Linked DNA regions of Homo sapiens: region 2 is linked to region 1. The links are chromatin loops, found by intact Hi-C in ENCODE. Cell type or tissue: Caco-2. All regions are shown on one strand. Each heading gives the region's core, and the rest is flanking DNA. Links, peaks and the distances in the headings are about the cores only. Region 1 has its middle 88 kb from the start of TES. Region 2 overlaps TFEC (transcription factor EC).

Region 1 (8,402 bases), core at 194-8,193:
TGGAGGTTTATAATGACACAAATAGCTATGTTTCTGGGCTGGCATAAATGGGATCCTGGTTATAGGTCGGCAGCATAATAAAATAACTATCTGTGTCAAAAAGTCTAGCTCAAGGATTTCTACAAAAAACTTTCAATGACAACAGTATTTATATGAGCATAATTTAATATTAGCACAAGCATTTTATTGTGGATCATCTTTACCTGATTTTATTTCCTGAGCAGCATTGATCTTTAGAAAGTCAATGAAAAATGAATCAATATCTACCACACATTAAGCACTTTGCTAAGCATTTTATTTTTTATATCCTTCAATAAATTTATTAATGCTTCCCATTTTTACCAAATAGAGAAGCTGAAACTCAACAATCATAAGCAATTTGCCCCATGCTACACATTTAAGAAGTGGTATATTTAACCCAGACACATTTGACTTGAAAACAAATACCCCTAAACTACATTATACAGAAAAATAGTATTAGCAATAATTGAGAAAAACATGGATCTAGCCAATGCAATAGGTCTGGAAAGATAAATATGAATTAAAATTAATTTTAAAATATGCATTTATTAATTGTAAATGATACAAATAACTACATAGAAAATCTCTGAGAAACAACAAGAAAAATGAAATGAGAGCTTAAACACAATAAATTTAATGAATTAACCAAATCATACGTACAATATTTTGAATATATGTTAAAAAAACACTGAATTATACACTTTAAAAGTGTGAATTTTATTGTATGTAAATTGTATGTCATTAAAAAGTTAAATAAAATGATTACACTAGCCAGTTAATATGGGAGGTAAATGAAGTGGAAATGAGGACTATTCACCGATAATATAAATGTAAAAATTTGAACAATTTTTCTAGAGGGTAATTACATTTTATTTACCAAAATCCAGTTATTATATTTTTTAAATCTAAAGAGTTAATCAGAGATATGGCTTAGGTTTATATACAATAAAATTTATCATAGTCTTGTTTGAAATACTTCTCCCAAAAGGAATTTAAACAGTGGAAACTATATAAATCCAGGAATTTCTAAATATAGCTTGATACATCCATATAAAGTCATGGTTCAGAATAGTTAATTACATTGGAAATGCTTACAATGTTAAGTAAAACAGACAAGATAAAAAAAAAAAAAGTAACCAAACATTAAAAAGAAATTAGAGCTGCAGTGAATGTTATGAGAGAAGAGGATTTTTTTGCAAAAATATATTCGGTAAGATAAAGAAAACTGATGCAAAGTTGCACCTGGGCCTGGGAATGAATTCTTACATTTGTTGGTGGAGAATAGGCTGTGACTGGTATAACAGGGAGTCAAATGCTTTCTAGCTTGTTCTGTGTTTGTAGAACCCCTGTGTTTCAGGGAAGAAGATGGGCTGCTATTCCATATAACTTTTTCTCGGATAACCAAGACTTCTCCCTCCATGGAACCTTTGCAAAAGCTCCTTTCTCTCCATGGAATTTTCTTTTCCTAGATTTTGACTTGGATGGCTCTTGATGCACACTCCACATTCACATCTTCACTGAAAAGTCACTAGTTCAGTCAGGCTTTTTCTGCCCATTCATAGCAGCATGGCATCACCTGGGAATTTGTTGGAAAGACAGAATTTCATGCGCCACCCAAGACTTACTGAATTTGAATCTGCATTTTAATAACATCCCCAGATGACTCTCATGCACACTAAAATTTGAGAAGCACTGTCCTTACAGTCTGTGATAGAGACTGCATGCCAGCTCCCTGCATCATTTTCTCCATAGGACTTATGCATATCTAAAATTATTTATTTGCTTTCTTAAACATAGTTTCATTAGCATAGAATTTGTTTTGTCTTTTGCCTGTGTTCACAGTTCCTAAATAGTGCTTAATGTACTGCTGGGACCCAAAGAATATTTGTTGAATGAAAGCACAGAATAGGGAGAGGTATAGTTCAGTAATTTTGATTGAAGAAATGCCATTTTATATCTTCACTATCTAAATAACTCTGTCTTTGGGGCCTCAACTATTGATTAAAGCTATAAGAGCTAATAAATTGTGTTCCAGTCCAATGCATCATGTGCCTGTAATATTTACTGGTTCTATAAAAAACCCTACCTAATAACTTTCAGAAGGATAACCAGTATTATTATATGTAAAAATAAAAGTAGGTTGCTCAAAAAGTTAGAGTATTGCCATGTGACTCAGCAATTGCTCTTCTAAGTATACACCCAAGAGAATTGAAAACAAATGGTCAAACTAATCTTATACACAAATGTTCATAGCAGGATCATTCATAAGAGCCAAAAAAGTAAAAACAGCCCCAAATGTTTATCAATGAATGAATAAATCTGCAAAATGAGGTATATACCCTCAATGGAATATTATTCATCCATAAAAAGGAATAAAATACCATTAATGTTACAACATAAATGAACCTTGAATATATTACATTAAGTAAAAGAAGCCAGATACAGAAAGCTGCATTTTGCCACATATTGCAAAAGCCACATACATGAAATGTCCAGAATAGGCAAATTCATAGAAACAAAAAGCCAATTAGTGGTTGTCAGAAGCTGGAAGGAGGGAGAAATGGGGAGTACCTGCTAATGGACACGGAGTTTCTCTCTGGGGTGACGAAAATATTCTGCAATTAGATAGTGATGATGGTTGACATCATTGTGAATGTACTGGAAGTCCTTAAATTGTACACTTTAAAATAGTTAAGATGGTGAGTTTTAGGTTATGTGAATTTCACTTCAACAAAAAATAAATATATAGAAGCAAATTACTATTTTAAGACATAGTGGCATTAAAATATATTGACTTGCTATCCAGAAATTTTGTTTTACAGACTCACTATTTCAGAGGTCAGGGTGCCAAATGATTAATATTATGTGACGATTATCTTTTTCAGATAGAGATAAGACAGGGAAATAAGGTAAAAGAAATGAGTCTGGGATTTGCCTAAGCCAGGACTCAAATTCCTTTGATCCTTGGCTAAAAGCCCTGATTGGTCCAAAAGGTCAAATGGAAAGGAAAAAGCACTCAAGAATAAATCAGTAAAATAAAAAATTCATTAAAATGTAGCTATTGGGAGGAAAGGAAATAACCTTCCTTTCTTCTACTAAAGAGTGAATTGACAACCTAATTTTCCGAACAGGTAACAAATGTATAGCTGTAGCTAGGTGCCCAGAATTTCTTCTCTACAGGGAAATGTTGGAAATAAATTATGGAGGAGTCTTCAGACTTACTGAAGCCACTGAAATTGTAATTGTTGTTACAATTGCAAGGGTTTATTAAAGATCATCAGGAAACTTGGCATTAAAAAAGTGTTTGGATAGATAAGACCCCTGTTTGCACTTTAAGCCTTTACTGTTAATTACATGTTACTGTGATTAAGCACTTCAGAAGTGACTTTTATGAACTGTGCTATTATTTCATTTAATAAGAACTTGTTATAAAGTCACAGGTTAGCAAAAGTTCATTAATAAGTTCAATGTTTGGAACTCAAAAAGCATTTTCCTATGGAGCAATGTTAGCCATGGTGGTTAGGTTTCTATGTAAGTGGGGTCTAAGAAATCAGGTAAGCCATACACACCTGCTCCCGTAACACTGAACAGCACACTACACGTTTTAAAAGATTTCCATGGAAACATGCATTCAGCATTCTGGGACCAAGACATCTCTTCCCTCTACTGCATTAGTGATGCTTGTTCATTCATTCATCACTGAATCACTCATTCAACAAGCATTGGCAGTGTCTGCTATGTACCAGGCCCTTTAGCAAGTTATATTCCTTTTTATCTGCCAGGTAGCAGGCTTTCTTCAACTTGGAGGAAGTAACCATTGGCTTAGCATATGAACTCCAGCATATAAGAAGCAGAAGATGAGGTTCTAGGGCAAGTAGAAGCAATGAAGGTTAAGGACGACTGGAACAAGGTGATGGCAAGTGAATGATTATTTAGCCCAGCTGCCTATGCCCCTTCCCCCCACTTTCCTCATTGTGGCCAACACTGGTGTTAGTGTGGAAATTCTAGTGGATGACTACAATAAATGTCAGCTATGTAATAGATGCCCTTTCCCGCTTCATTCTCCCTTAGAGCAGTGCCCAGGGTTGGGAAATGCCAAGTAGCCAAACAAGCGTGAGAACTGAGATCTACATTTTTTTAACCAATCCCCCCATCTTACTTGAGAGTACAAATCAAAAAGAAAAAAACAGAGAAAGGAAAACATTAATGAACATATATCCATAGTTATGAATGTTATATATCAGGGATTGTGTGAAACAAAAACAAGCAATTGCTGAACTCACATTTTTTTAAAAAACTACAAGTTACCAACTAACAAAGATCACCACCTAGTGGCCCCAGCAAGATAACTGCACTTGAACAAGATGCATTGAAATTCAAAAATATTGGGGGTTTGTTGCAAGAACGTAAGGTAACATTGAAACACTGAAGCCTCTCCTTTTGTCCCTTGGATCCAACCTCTCCTTTTTCTTTCATTCTGAGTCAGTTTCTCTTAGTTTATGATTCTAGTTTGTCTTGAAAGCATTCTATTTGCAGTTACCTTTAATCTTTGCAATTAGCTACTTTGTCATCTTTTGAGTTCCTCATCTTTTATGATACACCACAAGCCCTTCTGAGTCTTGCCTGAAATAGTGGGTTTAAACATCATTTTTGTCATGCCACTTCCCTACAAAAAAAAAATTGAATGCTTACGTGGATCCTGTTGTCACTTATATCAAGCCTGGTCTAACCCGCATATCCCCACACTCCACTTTTGCAAACATAATGACTGCCCACTGGGTACTTTTCTTTATTGATGCTTCACCACACTCAAATCTCAAACACAACTGCCCTTTTTATCTATTTCTGAGTACTTTTATCAAACTCAAATTCCACCTTTTCATAACTTTTCCCCTACTACTCCTATCATGTTCACTTCCTTCTTCTCTAAGTTCTTACATTCATGGTTATTAACACCAAGTTTATGATTTAATTATTGTCTAATTGTTTTATAAGTATTATGTCTGCAAAGGAAGTTCCATGGTTTAAATGTGTCTATATCTGCCACAAATCTTAGCATGATATTAAACATAACACAAGAGCTCAAAGAATAAATGACTGATATAGAAATGGATAGATTAGAATTCCTGCAATTAAAGGACTTTTAGTTGTCTATGGGTAAGTGACAAGGAAAGAAGAAGGAGAGTACAGAGTGGGGAAAGATTGCTGGAACTATATTCCATGAGTGGAAAAAGATTAATTTTATCCACCTTTATTATGTAAAATGCCAGTGACAAATTGAAAAGTTATCTCCCAAAATGCCAGGATACATTTAAACATATTCCAAAACATATAGTATAATATAACCACGAAAGTTTTTAATGGAATATAGTTACTTTGGGTGCAGACAGTGAAAGGAGCTCACTCAGACAAAGAGAGGGAAAAACGGGGGAAAAAAGAAATTGTTATTAAACAGGTAATGAAATGTTAACTTGCATTCTAAGGTAGGACAAAGTTTTACTTCTTGGGCAGCAGCATAAAATCTGCTCCAGGGATGTGAATTACAGATACGTTAGGCAACTGCACACTGGAAATAGCAAGACTGGGAGAAAGTTCTATGCAATCAAACTTTGGCGTATAATTCAACCAACTTTGAATGTGAATGGAAATATTTTACCCCTAAAATGTGAATAATAAAACAAATAAAATATTAAATAATCTACTCAAATGAAGAAGTCTGCAGAATAAGTAATGTGAACTTGAAAAATCTCATTAAGTGTCACCAGAATTCTATTTCTAGTGCAACTGCAAGTAGTTTTATAACTAGGTCTCCAGTAAAATAATTAGACTATTTTAAGGGGTAGCAACTGACTCTATCTTGAGGAGAGGAAAGAAAATGCTTCTCCTATGTAAATTTTCCCCCAATTTTTCAAACTGACATTTTCAAAGGCATCATAGAAGGACAATTACTTCTATGCTGTATATATTGCTGTTTTACCATAAAAGAGCACTATGTATGCAAGGCACTGTGCAAGCTATGGTAGAGGTAAACAAAGAATGCAAATGGCCTGCATTATATCCTCAAGTATCTTACTAGGGTGAGAAGATCCACATGTATTCAATAGATAATAATTCTGTAATTAATTTTTAAGAAACTATACCACATATTATGCAGACAGCCTGAATTTTCATACTTCAACAAATACTGAAGGCCCACAATTAGAAAGATGTTATAAGATGTTTTGTGAGTACAAAGTAAATCCATTACTCAACTGGCCCTCAGCAACAGTGAGTATAATAAGAAATGGACAGCAGGTACCTCAATAAAGATGAAATTACTTGATGAAAGAAGTATAATCTGTGATTTATCTTAAAATGCAGGTGTGGTTTAAATATGCAGGGTTGCAGGGTATTAGAGAAAGCATTGGAGGCAGACTTATCACATACAAAGGCACTGAGTTGATAAAGCAAGGATGGGTGTGAGAACTTAGTTCATTCCTTTTAGTATGATGTATAGAAAATGTGACATGAAACAATAGGCAATGATGTTGGAAAGCTGACTTAGAACTAGAGTATGGAAGATATTAAATTCCAAGTTAAGAAATTTGGCTTTAATCTATCAAACTAAGAATCATCGAAATTTTTGAGCAGCTAAGACCATCATGGTTGTGCTTTGGAACAATTAGGTAGCAATGCATGAATTGGTCTTGAATAAGGAAGCATGGAGAATACATTAGTTTAGGAAAGAGGTAATGTTGGCGGAATGTATGGTAGTGACCGAGATAGAGTGGAAGGGACAATTCCAAAAGATCCTACACAGAAAAAAGAAAATTGACTGAGACTTGGTTGATTCAATTAAATATAAAGAGCTATCAAGGATGAACTCAAAACTAATGCCATTTAGAGAAACGAAGACCAAAAGAGGGTAAGGTTGGTGCCTCCGGGGATTGGACAACTTCAGTAAGACATATTTGCAGCTTGAAGTGCCTTTCAGAAGAAAATATCCAGCTGACAGTTAACAATATTAAACAATTGAGATGAAAGCTAAGTTGTGATTTGCAAACCATCAAGAGCCAGTATGAAAGAACTGAGCAAACTGAAATCTCAGAGCTTGTACAGGACAGCAAGGAGAGCCACCCTGATACCACAGAGGCCCAGTAGTGAAAACAGATCATGAGAAAATGTGACTAGGATCAGCTAGCTTCCCACATCCCCACCCTGCATTTGGTCCTCTTCAAATATGATAGGGATTTACACATTGGAGAATTTAAGCCAAGCAGTATAAAAATCTCCCAATAAGAAAGGTATAAGGAAAAAAACTCAGAAGAAAATGAGAAAATGTGTTCAGGGGATAAAAGAAAAAAACAAAGCCTGAAATTGATAACCTCAAAATAAAACAATATCTTTTATGAAATAAAAATCCAGATGCACTAAAAATGGACAAATCAATTTTTTACTCACTAAATAAATGTAAGGGACTATCTTAAAATGCAGAAATAAAAGAGGTTGATGGAAATAAAAGAAGGGAAAAAGTAAGATAGAGGTTCAATCATGGAAGTATAACATTAAGTAAACTAATAGGAGTCCCAAAAAGAAAATAAAGAGGGCAAAGGGATGAACAAAGAATAAAGACATTATTTTTAGAACTGAAGCTCATTAGTTTCCAGATGGAAAAGGCCATCAAGCACCCAGCCCAAGAGATGAAAAAAGGAACACTATCAAGAAATTTTAGTGAAAAAAGAACACAATAGCAATACACTTTCAAAATCTGAGAGAAAATGACTTTTAGTATATAATTATTAAATTAGTAATTAGGGAGGAGCGTGGATAGAAAAAAGGACATATTCAAAAAGGTGACATCTTAAAATTTTATTTCCCTTTTACACTCCTTTGATCCACCACTGAATGATATACCCCAGTCAATTGAGGGAGGAAACAAAAAAGGAGCAGGGTGAGATTGAAAAAATAAAAACTATTTCAACAAAAAGAGAACAAATGATACCTAAAGAACCACTGTCCCCTGGGTACACAAAACAACCTGTCCAGATATTGGGACAAGAGAATGAAGGACTCCTGAAAAAAGAACCCTTCGACAAAATAAATTAAATAAATAAATATTGCCAAATACGGATTTCTTCCAAATCTCCAATGGTAGTAGATTCTAGTTTATTGGGCTTTACCTTAATTTCAACCTTTCTGACTGGTTTTGACTTAGATGAAGCTCCTGAAAACAGTACATGTCTGGGCTTTGGTTTTTGTTTTTGTTTTTTGTTTTTTGTTTTTGAGACGGAGTCTGCACTCCACCCAGGCTGGAGTGCAGTGGCGCGATCTCGGTTCACTGCAAGCTCTGCCTCCTGGGTTCACGCCATTCTCCTGCCTCAGCCTCCCGAGTAGCTGGGACT
Region 2 (8,402 bases), core at 201-8,200, 150 kb before region 1:
TTTGACAAGCTGACATTGACTAAAGATCTGAATCATAAAGAGGTAACCATGCAAAGATCTGAGACAAAAGCATTCCAAACTAAGCAAAGGAAGTGCAATGGTTGTAAGATGATAATATTCCTGTCATGTTTGAGGAGAAAGGATGCCATTGAATCCAGACCCTGAAGTCAAAGGGAAGTGCTGACTATAATAAAGTGTCTGGATTATATTCCGAATATTTCAGAAAGTTAATAAAATGTTAAGCAAGGAGAAACAGGATCTGATTATTTCTTTAGGAAGATTATTCTGGCTGCTCTGTGAAGAACAGCTGTAAGGGAACAAAATGTAGCAGGAAAGCTAGGTCAGAGCCTGTGGCTGTAGGGAGAGATGATGGAACTTGTTTTACAAGAGGACATGATAGGAACCTGTGAGATTCTGGAAATCTTGGATGTAGATTACAAAAACATATTGATAGATGTGAGTATGGGAGTAAGAGAGAGAAAAGCAAAGAATGACCATTTTTGTTTGTTTCTTTCACATCAACTAAAAGCAGATTTTGGAGGAAGGACTTCTTTTCAGCCATGCTATGTTTAAGATACCTGTTAGAACCACAAAAGATATCAAGTAAGCAGTAGAATATATAAGTCTGGCATATAGGGGATTGATCTAGGCTAGAGATGTGTTGATGTTACCTATAGGACATGTATTGATATATGAGAAAAGAGGACCAAAGACTGAGCCTTAGGACACTCCAGAATTTAGACATCTGTGAGAAGAAAAAGAACCAGTAAAATGAGTGAAAAATCAGAGAATCCACAGAACCCCAGATAGCTCTTCAAGAAGAAGGAAGTGGTGAACCATGTTAAATGCCACTGAGGAGCCAAGTCAGGTGACAATGGAGAATTTGCTACTGGATTAGTTTGCTATTGATTGCTATTGATTGGCTTGCTATTGATTGGTTTTCAGAGCCCTTTTAGAATTGTGAGGACAAAAGCCCTATTGGGGAGGAGAGAATGAGAGGGAAGGAAGTCGAGGCAGGGAGAAAATGGGGGCAGTGAGTTTTTTTGTGTCTGTATGTAAAGGAGTCATGAAATAGCCTAGTAGCCAGAGAGGAAATGCGTTTAAAGGGTGCTGTTTGGTTAGGTTTGCTTTTAGTGAGTGTTATTAAAGATTGATAAATGCTGATATTTATAATACAGTAGATCAGCATATATTCATGATCTAGAAGGAGGAGCTATTTAGAGAAGAAAAGTCCTTTGGAAGGGATCCCAGACACAAATGGTAGGGCTAGCTTTAGATAATGAACTAGGACAATTATTCACATAGGAGCTAGTTATTTAAAAGAGCATGGCAACTTCTCCCCTCTCTCTTGCTCCCTCTCTCACCATGTGACACTCTGGCTCCCCTTCCTTTCTGCCATGACTAAAAGCTTCCTGAGGCCCTCACCAGAAGCAGATACCAGGGTAATGCTTCACGTATACAGTCTGCAGAGCCGTGAGGCAAATAATCCCCTTTTCTTTAAAAAGTACCCAGCCTTAGGTATTCCTTTATGGAAATGTAAAATGGACTAACGCAGACAACCCATGTCATATAGTAGGTAAACATAATAATAATTATTGGTAAATATTCTCATTTTTGAAGCTTATTTTAATAAACATCTGTTAATTTAGCCTGACTAGAATCCATTCACATTTGCTTGGGTAACGACTACTGCTTTCTTGGTTCTCACTCTTAGTCTGGGCAATTTGTTGTGGAGGGCTGTTCAAGCCACAGCTCTAGGGTAGGCCCAAGACCCAGAGACATTGGCTTAGAAATAGATATGTGACAGAAGCTGCTCCATTATCTCAGAGCTTTAACTGGAACTAAGAAGAAAAATACTTCCTCTTAGGTATCCCGTACTAACTGAATGTTTCCATTAGGATGCATTTGTTTTTGAGAATCAGAAAATCCTGATATAATTGGCTTATAAAATAAAGAAAAAAAAAACCTTACATATCCATAGGCAAAATAATTCTCCAGGGGCATATAAGCAGCATTTCTTTCCATATCTGTTGATTTTCTCTTTCCCTTTGTTTCTTTTGTTTTTCCTCACTTTATCTACCTTTTGGGGGGAAAAAAAAGGCTACAGAAGCCCCATAAATCATGGAGAAGCAAAAAGCCTTCTCTTTCTTGAAATTACAGACTGAAGAAAACTTCCAAGCAGGTCTCAGTATCCTGCTCAACTTGCCAGAATTGCAGCACAAGCCCATTCTTAAAACAATCTCTGGCAAAGGAAATGGGGCCACCAGAATTGGTTTAAATTAATCAGAAACTTCCTCTTTCTTGTGAAGGAATGGATGTCTGAAAAAAAACTAGGTTAGCAAGAAAAAAGTGTATGCATGGCTGGGAATAGGCTATGACAGTGTCTGTTCAATGGCTGAGAATAAAGCCAGCACAGAAGAAAACAGAGACAAATTTACAAAGGGATGCCCACATACAATATTACTTAGGGATTTTTAGATGGCATGAACCAATAAATTCCTTTCATGCTTAAGCCCCTTATGAGTCAGGTTAACCACCTGCAACCAAAAGTTCACTGGCTAATATACTTACTCAAAGCTTTTTTCTGAATCTAACAAGTCTTTGCTTTTATCTACATAAACTATAAAAATCCTTCAGAGTTTCCTACCCCTATTCTACCAGCTATTCTTGTACATTCTCTTTTTTCTCACTTCTTGCCTTATGTTGTTCTCTTAACTTGCTACTTTTCTGCCTTCATGTCTATCTCTTAAAATCTTAACTATACAGTACTTCATAACTATATTTCAAACATCACCTCTTTCTAAAGGACTTCCAAAAATTCTCACTTTCTCATGGTTTCTCCTTCATTTGAGCTGCAGAGCAAATCTCTGACTAGCATTCAAAATGAACACATGTAGTCTATAAGATATCAATTAAAACAGCCTTCAGAGACCAATATTTTTCATTATTCCCATAATACAGAAATAGATACCAAAGCAAAGGCAGGTTACGTGATTTGCACAATGTCTGGACTAGAAATGGGTTTGACCCAAGTTCCACATTCTTTCCCGCCCTCTCTCAGGTACAACTCATTGTGCTACCCCATTATATTGTCATCTCTTGACATGTGAATTGTGCCTCACTCAACTTGCAGTCTCATATTGTGTGAATATTATGCTTTACATATAATAAGTATTCAGTAAATATTTGGTTAATTGAACTGCTTTGTTTTACATGTGGATCTAAATTATCAGTTATCTTTGGTTAGTTAACAGCAGATATTTCTTTATGTAAATACACTTAGACCAGTAGTATCCATCTATGTAAAAGTACATTGTGTATATCAAACACATATTCCCAATGAAATTCATCACCAATTTTTTACTGAGTAAACCATTCTACAAAGACTCTACAAAACAAGTAGATAATTTGACAGAGAATGTTTCAGTATACAATTTCAATGAAGTAAGTACCATGTACAAAGAAGAGAAGGCTGCAGGAAATTAATATCATTTCCTCAAGCTCAGAAGTTGAATATTGCTTAAGAAAATAGGATCCTCATGCTGTGAAATTAGAAAGGGAGATATTAGCATTAATATCAAATGTATCTAGAGAATTAGTTTTCATGTCACTATGGCTACTTGAAATCTGAAGAGAAAAAAGGTAGAGTCATCATTCTATATTTAAAAAAATGAAAACTGAAAAAAAATCCTGCAACAAAAAACAGATTTGAAACCTCATCTGATATTTAGCAGGTAGAGTTAGTACTGGTGACTTGACTAGCACTATGTGGAGGTCCTGCATACTAGAGAAAAGGAGAAAGAGACACTTCTCTCATTAGATAGTCTACTTAAGAATTGATACAGAAAAAAGGGATGCTTCCACCATTTTTTTTCTAGGCCCTAAATTGAAAACATCCATCATAATGTAGTCTAGCCTATTGACTTATAGATGAATAGTCCACAACTCAATATAGTCAGAATTCACTTTTTTTAAATTAAATATTTAAAGTAACAATTCAATTGCGATCTTTGAGATTCTTTTTTCTCCTGTTCTCTAAAAGATTGTAAACTGTAAACAAACAAACAATAATCCTTCAAAATATGTTGAAAGAGCTTACACACCCTTTACAGATAACATTTTTATGATTCATAAATGAACAATCAGAAGGCGCATAGCAAGCAAATAGGAGATAATACACTATCCCTTCATATTGCAGGAATTTGTACTGATTTCAACATAGAAGTCTTTCTACATACTTTAAAGGAGGGTGAGGCCTGTTCTATCTTTTTCGATTTGACTTTAACCTCTGGCTATTGGCTTAGAAGTAAATTTATATTTTTCATTGTTGTAATATTTTCTTTCTTCTACAAAGGTATAGAGCCTCTAAATCTGAAAGCTGTATTAGTCATGGTAAAATAGTCAAAATTTAGTCATGACCTTTTAAGAGTGTTTGATTACTTGCTGTGCTTAAAATAGAAAATCTAAAGATTAAATTCCTTACAGAAAATGCTAGCAAATTAGATATATAGTTAGATGCATGTATATAGGATTAGACAGAGAGAGACAGAGAGAGAGATTAGTACAAGCACTATATTCTTCAACCATTAGATAACCTTTTTTTCTGCACCAATAAATATTTTCTAGTATTCATCTTTTATCTTGTCTGTTTAAAAAGTGCAGAAAAAAGCACCAGTTGCTAATCAAATATTTTTATTATCAGAGTGTATTCATTTCTGTTTCAATGACCTTCTTGGGTCTGAAAGCACTTACTGTTCTTTGCATTAGCAGAGGAGAGTCTGCTCCTTCCTCTTTAAAACTTGATTCCATACCGATTATATCCTCAATAACGTCCTCCATCTAGCAAAATATAATACATTTAGAATATTGTACATAATGATAAAAGTTGTGCTTCAGTCTGAAAACAGAGAGAAAAATTCTAGCAATCTTTAAAAGTTTTTAGACAATTTAAATTGAGGTTATATATACATATATATAAAACCTCAATATTATATATATATATATATATATATATATATATATATATATATATAAAAACACAGATTACTTTAGCATTGAAAATGCAGGAATCCTGACAATCTTTGGTCTGTTGCTTTTTCTTGCATTTGTGTCCAAAGGCTGACAGGTGACAACTTGACAAATCACCCTGGGCTAGTCTCTTGGAAATCAGTATCTACATAAATAGAGTGGTTATCATGAAATATCTCAAGGCAGATAGGGTCCCTATAGTTAATATGTACAGAGATTACTTTCTACAAACTTTATTTTTCTTTTAAAATGTTCTGATTGCATCTTACATGTGGATATCTAAATATTCATGGTTAAATATTACCCAGTACATTCCTGTAGATATAGAAGAGACGGAAACATTTCATCCTACCTTCTCTAAAGACCAATAATAATAGGTAATAGCAATAGCAATAACAAAAACAGCAATAATTATGAACATTTTAAATAGTAACAATAAAAATCACTTTTATAGTGCATGAGAGGTACCAGGCATGCTTCTAAGTGCTTTACATACATCATTCATTTAATACTTATAATCACTCAATGAAATGAGTACTTTGCTATATAGAAAAGGAAACTGAGAGAAAAAAATTCAATAATTTGTCCCAGATTATATAGTGAGTGAGTGGTGGAGGAAGGACTGACATCCTAGAAATTTGGCTCTATAGTCCAAATCTTATTGGCTTTCTATTTCCTTTCTCAGTTCTTTTCTAAAATAGAAACTTTCCTTCCCTTCTGTACTTTAGCTAGGGGAGATTTTTAAAGTTTATATGTTTAAAAAAATGGTTGCTTCTCTCTCTCTCTCTTTCTCTCTCTCTGCTCTAGCTCTCTTTGCTTCCATCATATTCCATTTAGTTAAATTTTTAAATGTGATATAAACTCAAATATATTGTGAATGTTTTATTTATATAACTACAGTACTGTGAATTTCCCATGATATATGCAGATACAGTCAGGAGTACACTCTAATAGATATGGAAAAATATTTTATAATTCTATTGATGTTATCTTCAAAGCAAGATATCTAGGAACTTAAGAGAATTGAGTGTTCGGAGAATTCTACTAAGATACTCCAAAAAATATGGAACACTATTCATATCTTAACAAATATTAATTAAGCAATGTTTACTGTGAGATCTTGTGGTTAGAACTGGAGCTACCATAGCCAACAGCAGGAAATTCTTCCTCTTATGCAGCTCAAAGTCTTAAGGAAACAGACCCATAAACAGCTTAATAACAAATAGTGGGCTGAGGAAATTAAAGCAGGTAGAGGATACGGCTTGATGAAAATGGTTGTTATTTTATAAAGTGCATCAGAGAAGATTTACTGACATTTGAACAGACATAAGATTAACATGGGAAAGGGTCATCCTTGGGAAAACAATAAGAAACACCTAAAGTAGGAACAAGTTCAACATGTTTGAGAAAGAATGAGCACTAATGGGAATAGAGCAGAGTGCGCAAAGGCAAGAGCGGTTAGAGATGAAGTGGAAAAGTATGCAAGAAACTGACATCACAGAATCCTCAAGGCCAGTGGTATCCAGTAGAAATTTCTGCAATGATGGGAATGTCCTACATCTGAAATGACCAATGTATTAATAGTAATAACTAACCACATGCCCTCATATGACTACTAAATACGTGAAATGTGGTTAGTGTAACTGCGAAAATGAAATTTTAATTTCATTTAATTTTTTTAAATGTTACTGAATTTGGCCGGGTGCAGTGGCTCACACCTGCAATCCCAGCACTTTGGGAGCCTGAGGCATGCAGATCACTTGAGGTCAGGAGTTCTAGACCAGCCTGGCCAACATGATGAAACCCTGTCTCTACTGAAAAATACAAAAATTAGCCAGGCGTGGTGGTGTGTGCCTGTAGTCCCAGCTACTTGGGAGGCTGAGGTGGGAGAATCATGTGAACCCCGGAGGCAGAGTCTACAGTGAGCAGAGATTGCACCACTGCACTCCAGCCCAGGTGACAGAGTGAGACCCCATCTCCAAAAAATAAAAATAAATAAGTTACTGAATTTGTACTAACTTTAAATTCAAATAGACACATGTGGTTCATGGGTACTACAGTGGAGGGTGTAGCTCTAGCCATGGTCAGATGTTAAATCCTTGTGCACAGAGAGATCTTTAAAGAAGCTAGGTTAATAGATGTGCATATTTTGTTTCTTTTGTTTGGTCCAGTCTCTGAAATTCTTTAAGTAAATTATTGATTGTTATTAAACTTGAATTTTTATTTTGTGATATTTTACTTATATTCTACCACTAAACGGGCAAAAACCTTGTACTGAACAGATGTGAAGAAGATTTGAGGAAAGAAGATTGCTAAACATAATTTATGAGGAGTGCTTTTCATTTGGATACTTGGAGTGGATTCAGTAAAAGTTACACATAAGTCATTCATCTATTTTCTCTCTGGAAGCTTACGTCATAAATGACACGGTCTGTTTAATTTTTCATGTTGACTATAAAGCATGCTTAGGTTTCCCTTATTCCAGAAAGAAACTTTTCTTTGTTACATGAGAAACATCCTCCTTTGGAGGCTGTGCCTTTGCCTTTAACACTACTATCCCTCATTTCTGTCATCTACCTACATGACTACTTTTTTCCCTAATTTCAGTTTTACCATTATCTTAATGGATGTTAAAATCTAAAACCCAGCCTAAAACCTTCACAACTTCTAAGTATCTCCATAATTAAAAACCCAAGAATCCATTTGTTATTTTAAAAAGACAAAAAACACACCATTTTGTATCAGATGAAACAGAATTAATAGATCAGACAAAATAAGAATTACAAACCCGCAAGTAAGCATCCTCAAAATAATAAATTAAGATCATAAGAATACAAAGAAAGAGCAAATTGCTTGACAAAAGTAAAAATGGAGATAATAGGCATAGAAAGTATAAGATTCAAGGACAAAGGAAAACATTTATGTTTTCAGATATGTGAAAATAAAGGTTTACAAAAGAACAAAACTTTTTAACAACACTGAGTGCAAGAAGAAAATGGGATAATACTAGAAATATTAAAGGTAAAGAACTTTGAACCTACATATTTATAGCCAACAAAGTATCTTTTAAGTATGTGGATGAAATTAAATTCTTTTTGGATATAAAAACTCAGAAACTTTAAGGCAAAAATACCTTTTAAAAACAGTTTAAGGAGTACTCCAGTCAGAAGATAAATAAAACCATGAAACTGATACAAAACAAAAGAATGAGTAAAGAACAGTAAAATGTTTGTGATCTAAGTAACTCTAGATATATGTAGAGAGAGACATACATGCATAATAATTACATATGTATTTCTATAGATAAGTACATATATATACATGAATTCTATACATAGATAAATTCTATAAATATCAATTCAGAAAGGTGGGTG

The links. A loop is a pair of places that touch in the nucleus more often than their neighbours do. Peaks named below come from ENCODE experiments on the same cell type or tissue, not always from the same donor. Only the 100,000 strongest peaks of a DNase experiment are listed, where the experiment ranks them.
Region 2: it touches region 1 in a loop (5-fold over the local background); 2 of 110 quality-filtered maps call a loop at or near these places.

The regions. Positions count from the first base shown.
Region 1 is chr7:116,118,833-116,127,234 of GRCh38, forward strand. It overlaps a transcript of TFEC not described here. Among named protein-coding and RNA genes, the nearest start is that of TES, 88 kb to the right of the region's middle. In Caco-2, for the core only: CTCF peaks have their summits at 4,351 (motif pointing left) and 4,560; no DNase peak of the experiment used is centred there.
Region 2 is chr7:115,969,418-115,977,819 of GRCh38, forward strand. It overlaps TFEC (transcription factor EC), which reads right to left. Exons shown (of 8, transcript NM_012252.4): 3 at 4,753-4,839. Among named protein-coding and RNA genes, the nearest start is that of TFEC, 57 kb to the right of the region's middle. In Caco-2, for the core only: no CTCF peak of the experiment used is centred there; a DNase peak (open chromatin) is centred at 5,124.